2 separate regions of the Homo sapiens genome follow, and region 1 is linked to region 2. Evidence: chromatin loops called from intact Hi-C (ENCODE). Cell type or tissue: mammary epithelial cell. All regions are shown on one strand. Links, peaks and the distances in the headings refer to the core of each region. The heading gives the core; the rest is flanking DNA.

Region 1 (6,397 bases), core at 1,999-4,498, 550 kb after region 2:
CATTCTCTTACTTTGGAAGATGATGGTCCTTTCTTTCAGGACATCTCTTCAATCTTTTACAGACCAATAAAAGTGATATTTTGTAGATTTGTGATTACAGTGTCACAAATGCCAATTATGATGTTTCCTATGTCAACTCAGATTCTCTGAGGTATAGTGTTGATGCAGATGCTGAGGCCAAGTCTGTTCAGTGAGAAAGAGTGGGTAATTGAATTAATCTCTGCTGCATATATGGAAGTGAAATAATACGTGTGTTACTATTTGTCATCCCCAACTTAGGACTCTATTCTCTATAACAGAAGTGGGAGCCTTGGACAACTGAACGCCTATCTCTAGCTCAAGAAATGTCAGCTCTTTTTTTTTTTTTGAGACTGTCACCCAGTCGGGAGTACAGTGGCGCCATCTTGGCTCTCTGTAACCTCCACCTCCTGGGTTCAAGCGATTCTCCTGCCTCAGCCTCCTGAGTAGCTGGGGCTACAGGTATGCACCATCACTCCTGGCTAATTGTTGTATTTTTAGTAGATAATGGGGTTTCACCATGTTGGCCAGGGTGGTCTCAAACTCCTGACCTCAGGTGATCTGCCTGCCTCGGCCTCCCAAAGTGCTGGGATTACAGACGTGAGCCACCATGCCCAGCCAAGAAATGTCAATTCTTTATCGTAGCCTGGCTTTCCATATTTCTCACTAGGGTTTTTATTCTCTAGTTTGTAAATCACATTTGGCGTTTGTAGATCACTCCTTCCCTTTTAGTGGCATTCTCTATTAGGTGTCCATCTCCCAATATGAAGAAACAGTTTTCTGCTTTTTCCTCCTTTATCTGATCCATTTACAGATTTATTACATTTATAATAGGCTAGGTATTGGGGATACAAAAATGAATAAGATATGGTCTGTTTTCAAAGGTATGCAGAAACTTTTCTATATATTCCTACTGACTTGTATTTGTATTTCTTGAATTAAAAACAATCCTGGCTGTGTTTTTTTTTTTTTTTTTTTGCTCTTAGTGAATCTTTGTTTCTTCTTTTCATTATGGCATTCCAGTTGAGTTTCACCACGCATTATCATGAGAATAAATAATTTCACTGACTTTAATAATATTTGATCACTTATGTTGATGTCATTTAACTCTCATTTACATTTCAGTGGTCTAAAACACAACTAAGATACTAAAAGAAAAATAAAAGATGAGATTATTGGCAAATAATTACCACATAGTCAACTCATGAACAATAGTGCATGCACTTACAGGAAATTCTCTGATTGTCACATAAACTATTTGGCTGTTGTTTCAGACATGCTGTAATTTCTGTAGTTAGACACTTAACTAGTCCACAGCAGATTAGAAACTATGAATCACAAGGCAAGGGAAGGAAATGCTGTTAATATAGGTAGTTTGAGAGGAGCAATCTCTATTAGTTGGCAGAATAAGCACAGGAAAAACAAGACAATTAGAAAAATGAATTAAAAATGCACGGTATTCTGACACAATTAGTTACATTGAACAACCCTATGTATTCCACTGGAAATATGATAAACATAGTCCACAAGTCTCTGCCATCTGAGAAATTTATAACCTAGTATTCTGAAGGAAATAAAGTGAAGGGAACTGTCACATACCGAACACCTGCTTTATAACTTGAAAGCGCTTTATGACATCACCATATATCAGGACCAAAACAGATATTCATAGATTTGGTCCTCAATTGCAAAGAAAAATTAAATTATGTTCTGTACTCTGTTTCAGAAGACCAGAGGAATACAGAACCCATTTTGGAACTTTAGAAACTCTTACATATGAACAGGTTAGGTTCCAAAATTTCCATTGTTCGTAAGTCCCAATACTCACAAGTTCGGAGTAAGCCACATATGCATTTCCAGAAAACAGAAAAGTGAGGCAGTCCTTTGAAACTTTAGAACAAAGCTTACTCTTCTTTTTACTGATATAAGTTGTATAGTGGTGCAACCCAGACTAAGGCGCATATGAATCTCTTGATGATCACGTTAAAATGAAGATGCTTATTGGGTAGGGTTAGAATGACCTGAGAATCTGCATTTCTAGCAAGCTCCCAGGTGATGCTGATGCTGATGCTGCTGATCCATGGACCACACTTTGAGTAGCAAGGTTCCAAAGGGCATTTTTTGTTGGATTTACATTTGAAGTCCCTTAAGGAAGGAAATGCCCCTCCTTAATGAGCCTAAAGGAACTTCTTAGCAGCTGGCGTATATTCACACCTGCTACCACTCATGTTGATGTTGTACAGATTAAAATGTGCCTAGCGCTCTTGCTTTCCATAACTTTACTTTCTTAGGCCTTTAAGATACTTGAACCATCTCCTAATGGGTTAATGGGTGCCCAGAGTTGACACTGATCCTCTCATCACATGGTCAACAGTGTGTACATTTTGTCAATTACTTTTCTTCTTACTGATTATTGTTATATAAAAATGGTGAATTAGTCTGCTTTGGCCACCATAACAAAATACCTTAAACGAGGTGGCTTAAACAACAGAAATGTGTTTTCCCACAATTCTGGAAGCTGGAAGTCTGAGATGAGAGTGCCAGCATGATCAGGTTCTGGTAAAGGTTCTCCTCCTGGCTTGTAGATGGCCACCTTCTCACTGGTCCATACATGGCAGGCAGAGATGGGGAGAGAGAAAGTTGTCTGGTGTCTCGGTATAAGGGCACCAGTTCTATTGGACAAGGCTCTGCCTTTACGACTGCATTTAACCTTAATCACCTCCTTAAAGGCCCTCTCTTCAATATAGTTACATGTGGGGTTAGGGCTTCAACATATGGATTTTGGAGGTACAGAATTCAGTCCATAGCAAATGGCATTTTCATATGGCATGAGTCACTCTTTGCTTTTCAGAATTGTTCCCAATTTCAACTGGGTCATACCACTTTATTGTATATTTATTACTATGAATTTTCATTTTTCAATCTCTGCTTTTTTAATCTTCACATCACTCTTACTACCACCTTCAAAATTCTCACTGCTTTCTCACTGACATCAATGTTGGGATTAATATTTATAAAGCACATTTTAAAACATAAACTCATAATAGGCCCCAAATTAATAAAAAGATGACCTACATCAGGGCACCACTACACCAGGGCACACTGAATGAGTGCAATTCATTAAAAGATGTATTAAGATATTAATCCTCTTCAGACATTGGGACAACTAGGGGGTACTCAAGTGATCCTCAGGCTAGTCTCCTTTGGCTGCAAGCATCCTTGTCTTTTACCCAACAAAAATATCCTTATTTTCTAGCTATGTTATAACATGAAGAGGCTGGGAAGCACTGCCCTAGACTAAAATTACTAAATTACTGTGCACAATCTTCAGTGCCATCTGCTGGAAGGAGACAAAGTTACTATACTATGGTTCTAGAAGGTAGATTTATGTATTCGTTCATTCATTTGAGACAGGGTCTCACTCTGTTGCCCAGGCTAGAATGCAGTGGTGCAATTACAGCTCACTGCAGCCTTGACCTCCTAGGCTCAAGTGACCCTCCTGCATTAGCCTCCCAAGCAGCTGGGATTACAGGAGTGCACCACCACACCGGGCTAATTTTTTAAAATTTTTAGTAGAGGTGAAGTCTTGCTGTGTTGCCCAGGTTGGTCTCTCAAGTAATCCTCCAGCCTTGGCCTCCCAAAGTGCTGGGATTACAGGTGTGAGCCACCATGCCCAGCCTAGATTTATTTTTATGTATAAAACTAAGTTAAAAGATCATACGAAGGGGTATTTCTGTGTTACAAAGGATTGGTTTTAAAACTTTTTTTACTAGTTGAAAGGATAAACTTCAATTACCTGAAAAATGTAAAACACAACTGTTTCTTTAAAAGAGAAAAAGCTAGACAAAAAATGTTGTTGGGGCAGACACAGTGGCTCACACCTGTAATCCCAACAGTTTTGGAGGCCAAGGTGGGAGGATCACTTAAGCCCAGGAATTTGAGACCAACCTGGGCAACAGAGTGAGACCTTGTCTGTACAAAAAGTTAAAAAATTAGCCAGGTGTGGTGGCGTGTGCCTGTGGTCCTAGCTACTCAGGAGGCTGAGGCAGGAGGACCACTTGGGCCTAGGAGGTCAAGCCTGCAGTGAGCCATAATTGTGCCACTTACACACTCCAGCCTGGGCAGCAGAGTGAGACTCTGTCTCAAAAATAAATAAATAAATAAATAAAATTGTTGAACATACTAATTCAGTTAGAAAGGACACACTTTTAAAAAAGAATATTGATAAGTCAGAGCACCACTATGATGGCAGGGTGTTTACAAAGCTTGTGGTACACCATATACAAAAATCAACTCAAAATGGACTAAAGACTTAAAAACCTGAAACTATAAAACTAATAGGAGAAAACATAGGGAGAGATCGTGCCACTGCACTCTAGCACAGCGACAGAGTGAGAGTCTGTCTCAAAAAAATGAAAAAATTAAAAGATTTTTCCGTATAACAACTTTCTTCTTCACTAACGAAAAGTAGAAATCTAGTATAGTCCTGTAGACAGTTTCTATGTAATAGATTAAAACAAGTTAAAACAGGAATTTCTCCCATAAGATTCTCTCCTTCTAAATACAACAGAGTAGAAGGGGCAGGTGTGGTGGCTCATGCCTATAATCCCAGGACTTTGGGAGGCCAAAGCAGGAGGATCGTTTGAGACGGGAGTTTGAGATCAGCCTGGGTGCATAGAGATACCCTATCTCTACAAAATAATTAGAAATTAGCCCGGCATGGTGACACAGCCTTGTAGTCCTAGCTGCTCAGGAAGCTGAGGTGGGAGGATTGCTTGAGCCCAGGTGGTTGAGGCTGCAATGAGTCAGATATATATATCTGGCTTTATATATACACCTTTGTTTTATATGTATATTATATACTTTATTATATATACATAAAACAAAGTAGAGAATGTTAGTCCCCGGAATTTCTCTGTAAGAAAATGTCTCATGCAAAAATCATTCAGGAGGAGAAAAATATACTTTGTAGGGGATGCTACATGCTTCTTGCCAAGAAGAGAGAGAGAAATGGGAGGCCATTAGCTGTCTTCTATGTATGGTTGGTGGGCAGGGGTACAAGAGAAGCTTCTCACTTTTACACCATGTGGGAAGAAGGTAGTGAACAGGGTAGAAAGAAAACTGTGAGATAACAACATGGAAGGATTGGGAGATTGAAAGAGGAGGAGAATTTTAGCAGCCGTCATAAGTAGGGAACTTTGGAGGGAGGAGAGATATAGAGAAGTATTGTTGGAAGCTTTACTTTCTATTTTTCTGGGAGAGACCCCTGTGTTACACCTTTACGGAAACTCATAATAAAAATCTCGATCGTTTATCAACATTAGTCTCATTATTTTTGAACGAGAATCCCCACAGAAATGATATCACATGACACTTGAGTTGTAAATTGTACAAACTGCATTCAGAAGCCATCACCAAGGCCTAGCTGTTCTTTTTCCTGAATCTAGACCATTTATGTCATATGAGTATCTACTTTCCAAAACTGAAAGCTCCTCACTTGGTCTTCCACAGAACTCCAGTGGAGCTCTAAATTGTATAGCTGAAAATGGGGCATATAATTCATACACTTTCACCATAATTCAGGGCAGGGAGGGAATGTCACTGGTTATGGTATCTGTTAGTTTTCCCTGTTAACTGACATTTGGAAAATATGTGCTCTGAGACACTCACACTTTGGGTTTAGATAACGTTTCTTCTCTCGGTGTCTGTGTTTCATGTTGTTGTTGTAATTGGCCAATAGCGCTGTAGTTGCTGCCAATATATAAGTTTGTTGCAGATACAAAATATGGACATTTTGATAGTTAATGTGCACACACACATAATACACAATAGGCATAGTCATAATTTTGTTACATGATCATTTGGCACAAATGATGAAACTGTGCACAAGTTACTATAATTAATGCCCTATACTTTCTTTTTCTTTCTTCTTTTTTTTTTTTTGAAACAGAGCTTTGCTTTTGTAGCCCAGGCTGGAGTGCAATGGCTCAATCTCAGCTCACTGCAACCTCCGTCTCCTAGGTTCAAGTGATTCTCCTGCCTCAGCCTCCGAAGTAGCTGGGATTACAAGCATGCACCATGCCCCGCTAATTTTGTATTTTTAGTAGTGTAGGGTCCAGCCCTACAGGGCCTGTGGGTTTTTCCTTAGTGTGCAGAGATGAGAGATTGTAGAAAAATAGACATGAGACAAAGAAATAGAAGGAAACACAGCTGGGCCCAGGGGACCACTACCACCAATGCGCGAAGCCTGGTAGTGACCCTGAATGCCTGGACACACTGCTATTTATTGTATGCAAGGCAAGGGGGCAGGGTAAGGAGTTTGAGTCATCTCAAATGATTAATAAGGTCAAGCAAGTCACGTGTCCACGTGACGGGGGGC
Region 2 (6,397 bases), core at 2,441-4,940:
AGATGGATGACTGTATATATAATCTAACATTCTCTGCAAATGTTATTGTTATTACTAAAATTATGAACCTCCTTATTTATATCTTATAAAAAAATCACACTGATAAGGTGAGGTAAGAGGTACCCAGAGCCACGTACATCAACAAAGTAGTTTGCAGACCACAAAAGTTGGGTAAAGCATCTCCTTAAAAGTCCTAATGTGGAGTTTTGAAATATTTTCCTTTTTTTTTTTTGCCACATACATCTTGTTAAAGTGTTACTTAGTAACACAAACAAATAAAATGTTTCAAAGTCAAATTGCACTGCTTGAAGGGCAGTGACCTAAAGTGAAAGGATGGGGTTTGCAGAAGCTCTAGGGCTGAGCTGAACCCAGCTGGAAAAACCACTGACCTCCTAGGTGAATATGGAACAAGAAAGACTTAAGTTCCCTAAAGTTGTTACATACTGAACACATGATTTGGCATTTTAGTGACAAATGTGCAACACAGAAGAAAAGAATTCCAACATTTGCTGTTTGTGGACTTTCTGCAGCAATTGAAGTGCTCAACCTATATTTGTTTATCAATTACTATCAACTTTTCAGGCTAATAGAAAAACAGCAAGGTGGACCAAATACCAAAAATATCAGGGGTGGATGGAAATACATTCAAATATGTTGTCCTGTGTTTTACTTTTGTTTCCAAGTTACTTTGTTTCTTCACAGAACAAAGACTCACACCCAAAGACTCTCAAGGTGTCCTGTTTATGTCCAGACTAATATGCAGCCATCTTTCTCAGGCACATCATTCAGAAGAGACAGACTTGAGTCCAAGGTTTGGTTTCATTAGCCTTGTGTAGAACTTAGGCAATATTAAGTTAGAAAGGTAATTCAAAATTTCTCATTGGTAGGATGGAAACTGTTGGAACCAAAGGTATATTGGAGAACTAGTTATTCATACCTGACACCATGATTTCAGCCACTAGCATGTGTTGAGATTCTGTAATGTTATCTTCTGACACTCTAGTCTTGGACAAGATGTCCAATGGTGTTACTTGGTTCTTTAGATCAACTTCACCACCTATTGAAGGTCAATAGATGCAATTAAATTTAGCTTTTCTGTTTCAAAAAAAAAGTTTGATTTCATTTATGTTTACGACTATTCATTGGTTGTGAGTTCAGACTCATTCTTACAGTAAGAGGATTCAGAGAAACTGTCAGGGTCTTGGTAACTTAGTAAACCTCACCCTGCTATCCCACACCCTCTCATTTTCACTGAGCACTTAATGATTCGGGGGATAAGGAACCAGTACGGAAGAAAGATAGGACTCTTTCAGGTACTGGCAAAAAACAAGAGTAAAATACCAAAACCCTCAGGGACATGATCAGCTCATAATCACAGCCCACGGTTATTAAGGACAAAATAGATGATCTTCCCAACTTGTCTTCCATACACATGCTTCCTCCTTTATGCTGCTTTCATGCTTATTTTAGCCTGATTTTACCTACATCTTATAATATGAAAGGACATTAAAAAGTCATGATTTAATACAGGCATAAGATTCTCGCACTGCCCACTCTCAGAACAGGGGAGAAATGGATTCTGTAAGACAGCAGTTTTCTAAACTGTGATCCACAGAACCCTGGGCTCATCCTTCAGAATGTCCCTAAAGTCATAATTCTTTTCATAATAATACTATAAAGTTAACTGCCTTTTTCCACCATGTTCACATTTGTACTGATATGGCAAAAGGAATGTGGGCAACAGCTGGTGTCTTAGTATGGAAAAAGGAAATGACAGCAAACTCTACCAGTAGCTGAGCTCTTCACTGCCACACACTCATATTAAAAAAGAAAAGAAAAGAAAAGAAAAAAGGCCGGGCACGGTGGCTCATGTCTGTAATCCCAGCACTTTGGGAGGCCAAGGCGGGTGGATCACATGAGGCCAAGAGTTTGAGACCAGCCTGGCCAACATGGTGAAACCCTGTCTCTACTAAAAATACAAAAATCAGCTGGGCATGATGGTGCACGCCTGTAATCCCAGCTACTCGGGAGGCTGAGGCAGGAGAATCTCTTGAACCCTAGAGGCAGAGGTTGCAGTGAGCTGAGATCTTGCCACTGCACTCCAGCCTGGGTGACAGAGCAAGACCCTGTCTCAAAAAAATTAAAAGAAAAAGAAAAAGAAAAAAAAATTGGCTGGGCAGGGTAGCTTACACCTATAATCCCAGCACTTTGGGAGGCCGAGGTGGGAAGACCACTTGAGGCCAGAAGTTCAAGACCAGCCTAGGCAACATAGCATGACCTTGTCTCTACAAAAAATAAAAATAAAATAAAATAAATTAATAATTTAAATACATTAATAATTAATAATTTAAATAAATTAAATAAAAATAAAAATAAATTAGCCAGGCATGGTGGTGCATGCCTGTGGTCCCAGCTACTAGGAGGCTAAGGTAGGGTCCCAGCTATTTGAGCCTGGGTGGGGCCAAGGCTGCAGTGAGCCATGAACATGCCACTGTACTCCAGCCTGAGCAACAGAGGGAGACCCTGTCTCAAAAAATAAAAATAAAACCCAGTTTCACAAGAAGATTGTTGTGAATCAATAAGAATTATTAATTTTTAAAACTCTTGACCATTGACTACACAGCTTTTTAACACTCTATGTAATAAAATAAGAAATGCATATAAATTCTTTCAGTGCATACTAAAGTTATGATGGTTAGCTAGAGGAAAAACATAAGTAAATTTTGAATTGTGAGCTGAAACTAGCCTCTTTTTTTCATTGCATAACTTTTGTTTATTTTTCATCAATCTGTTACTTTACTTATATTTACACCATGCCTACCAGATAAATATAAATTTTTAAAAAATTTAATAAAATGTAAATTATCTTTGGTATATTTCTGCTAGAAAGATATCAAGGGATGAATCCACAGATGCCCAGATTGTTTGGGTGCACATTCAAGGGAGGCAAATAAGTACTACTGGTTATACCTCACACTTGGTTTACTCTTCCTCTTCCTCAAAGTCATATCTAGTTTGTAAAAAAGTACATCACAAGCCTTCTCAGGCTGGATTTCCCACATTTGTCTGATATCCTGAAGTTATTTTTTATAAAGGACTTTGATTTTCTTATTAAGACCTGTCATGTGATAAGAGATCATATACTACTACCTCTAAAATTGAGGACATAAAACTTCTAAACAAAATATCGCTGAACATTTTTGTGAGGTGATAGCATTTTGGCATTTATTTCCAAGCCTGGGACCCACTCCACTATAAATGGGGAGGTGGAGGGCTTGGAGCTTAAGACTGTTACCACTAGAGGTCAATTGAATTTTGCCTGTAATAAGGAACTCAAAACTCAGCAGAAGAGAACAAATAAACAAACAAATTCTTAGCATTCCTAAAAACAGGAGAACTTTTAACATCCAAAATATTCAAAATCAGCAAAAGCATAAAGATTGATGTACAGCTGTATTTCTGAGCCAACGTTAGGTAATTTGCCACATAATTTATTATATTACCTGCCAACAGCTGATGACCATCCAGAGCCAGACACGTTTTCCCATCTGAGGCTTTCATAAAACCTTCACGACACGAACACCAAGCAGTTCCAAGCCTCTTTTTGCAAATATGTTCACAGCCTCCGTTTTGATATAAGCAGGGATCTGCTCCTAGTAGAGAAAAGAAACAAATTCACAAGTGGGTTTGAAGATGAAAAGGATGCCATTAATGCAAGTCTACAGCTTGCTTTTAGGGAGCTATAGCTTTTAGGGAGAGAAATGCAGTGTATCTAAATAGAGGGTATATCAATAGCTATTTCAGAAGAGTTCCCCCAAGGAGCCACTGATTCTAAGATAAGCCCAGAATGTTATTACCTTATTAGTACTGGGTATAGCCAGCACTTTTTTCAAGAAGCTCTTTAGTCAAATGTGATTCTTATTTCCTGACTCATCATCTAGTCAAACTGACAAAGAGCAATTCAGAAAGAAGAGCTACTATAAAATGTGAAATGCCTTTTCCATTTGCTCACTCCTCAGGGGTATGGAAAGGTCCAAGTGTCGACAGAAGCTTCCACTGCCGGTGTCTAAATTGCCTGCCTTAACCCAAGGCTCTTCGAAATGCAGCAGGTAAGTAAAAGTTGTTCAAGAAAAGAGGTGAAATTGGAGGGATAAAGCCCCAATTACCAAACTACCAGATTGTCTTAAACAAACTTAAATCTTAGAAAATCTTAACATCTACACAGTTAGTGAAAGTTACAAAATCCCCTCCACCCCCCCGCCAACTGCATGACATCAAACAATTAAAACAGTTGCAGATTCCAGCCAAGGAAAGACTGTGTAACATCTCCAGTATGTACCTGGTTTTGCCAATGGATGAACCACAACCAGTGATGAGGGCTTCAGCATGCTGCCTTGGAGACGTACTCTATCTTTGCCAGTCCTCTTGTTTACTCTCATTACTGATGGCATAGCCCAATCTGAGAACCACACATAATCCTCAAACACTGCTACAGCAAATGGGTGACCTGGAAACAATTCAAGTTTGTTAAATACACCTTCTTTGTCTTTGCAATGACTATTTACGAAAGGACAAGGCTTGAAATTTACACAACATTCCTACACTAAATCAGCTCTTTAGCTACTCAGCAAGTTATGAGTGAGCCACCGACTCACACACCTGCCTCAAGGAAAGCCCACATGAGGAGGGAACGTCACCTTAGAATGGGAGCATAGTGGCATGAGGTCCCAGCAAGGCCCACTATCACCCAGCAGTTGCAGAGTGGGAGAATGTGGGCTGATTGTCGTCCTAGCCCCATGAAGGAGAAAGGTGGAATTTTCCTTGTTTAGTACATCTGTCGCTACTTATAGACTAAACTCGAGTAACTTATCTTACCACTCTTTGCCTTAGGTTCCTACTCTTTTGAGCAGCAGTAATAAGGGGTAGATCAAATTCACAAGTTCTTGTAAGGATTTTTCAAAATTTGAGGTAATTGTATAAGAGTCTCCCCACATTCCCATCTCCACCAACACATTTGCCTGCATTAGTCCCCCACCTTCTTTCCCCTCTCTCCTTATTTAATATTGACCTGTGCCCCTGATGTCACCCTTCCTGCCTTCTCTAGGGCCTGGATCCATCAACGACCACCCCCTTTCTCTTACATCTTCCCTCTCTTCATTCCACTAGCTTTGTTCCCTCTGTCTACTATAACCTCTCTCCCATCTTCATTTCCTCATCCCCGTGACCCCTCTAGCTCCTCCTTGTCTCTTTCCTTCCCTTTTTAGCCACATTTTTGAAAGAGTCATTTATTATCAGCTGCCTCCATTTTCATGCCTCCTACTAACAGTAAGTGGGCATCTTTCTGAGCCCACCTTCACCAAACCTACCTCTCTGTGCCACTGGAACTGCTCTGAGAAGGCATGCAAGTATTGAATACGCAAGGGAATGTTTTAACGTTCTATCTCAGGTGGTTAGAGACTAAAGCTAAGGAGGCTGAAGTTGGATGTTTTAATCAAGGCTACTCACATTCCCACAGACCACTCTTTTTGTAAACGAACAATGGATTTGACAGATTAGAATGAATGTCTTCCCCTACTGGTGGCAAACTCAAATAACTTGTTCTGGTTACAATGAGTCTCCACTTATCATTGTTGATCAGGGTCATTAAGATTCATTCTAGTCTCTGGCCCTTTGTCCCAAATTAAAGCCTTAAGTACAGCAAGGGAATTTTTAACATAGCTATAGTTCTTTTTTATCATGGTGAAAAAGCATAACAGAAAACTTAACAGCTCAACCATTTCTAAGTTCAGTAGTGTTAAGTACATTCACACATTGTTGTACAACCAATCTCCAGAATTTTTTCATCTTGCAAAACTGAAACTCTATGTCCATTAAACAACTTCTCATTTCCTCTCCCACATCCCCTGGAAACCACCATTCTCCTTTCTTTTCCTATGAATTTGGCTACTCTAGATACCTCAAATAATTGGAATTGTACAGTACGTGTCTTTTTGTGACTAGCTTATTTCACTTGGCATAATGTCCTCAGGAATTAATCCATGTTAAAGCACATGTTAGAATTAGCTATAGTGTTTAAACAAATACCTCACACTAGACATAATCTTTCTTATTTTTTGTTTACAGAAGAACCACAATTAATTGCATTTTAAATTAAGAATATCTTCAACCTTTTAAAATACATTTTTAATGTACAAACAATATTATATGTTTTTATTGCATACAACATGATGTTTTAAAATATATATACATTGTGGAATGGCTGAATCTAGCCAATTAACAAATGCATTACCTCAGTTATCATTTTTGTGGTAACAGCATGGAACATCCACTCTTAGAAGAAATTCTTAACTGGCAGCTGGGAAGCCACCACATATATACCAGTAGATGGCACTGTAAT

What was found. Hi-C counts contacts between places; a loop is a spot of excess contacts. Peaks named below come from ENCODE experiments on the same cell type or tissue, not always from the same donor. Only the 100,000 strongest peaks of a DNase experiment are listed, where the experiment ranks them.
Region 1: it touches region 2 in a loop (7-fold over the local background); 98 of 110 quality-filtered maps call a loop at or near these places.

Annotation. Positions count from the first base shown.
Region 1 is chr4:109,424,663-109,431,059 of GRCh38, reverse strand. SEC24B-AS1 (SEC24B antisense RNA 1) reads left to right here. Exons shown (of 3, transcript NR_039978.1): 3 at 280-1,097. Among named protein-coding and RNA genes, the nearest start is that of SEC24B, 6.0 kb to the left of the region's middle. In mammary epithelial cell, for the core only: a CTCF peak has its summit at 3,355 (motif pointing left); no DNase peak of the experiment used is centred there.
Region 2 is chr4:109,978,082-109,984,478 of GRCh38, reverse strand. EGF (epidermal growth factor) reads right to left here. Exons shown (of 24, transcript NM_001963.6): 14 at 4,340-4,507; 15 at 3,504-3,653; 16 at 938-1,057. Among named protein-coding and RNA genes, the nearest start is that of EGF, 68 kb to the right of the region's middle. RefSeq lists an enhancer at 3,441-4,640. In mammary epithelial cell, for the core only: no CTCF peak of the experiment used is centred there; a DNase peak (open chromatin) is centred at 3,978; H3K27ac peaks cover 1,124 bases.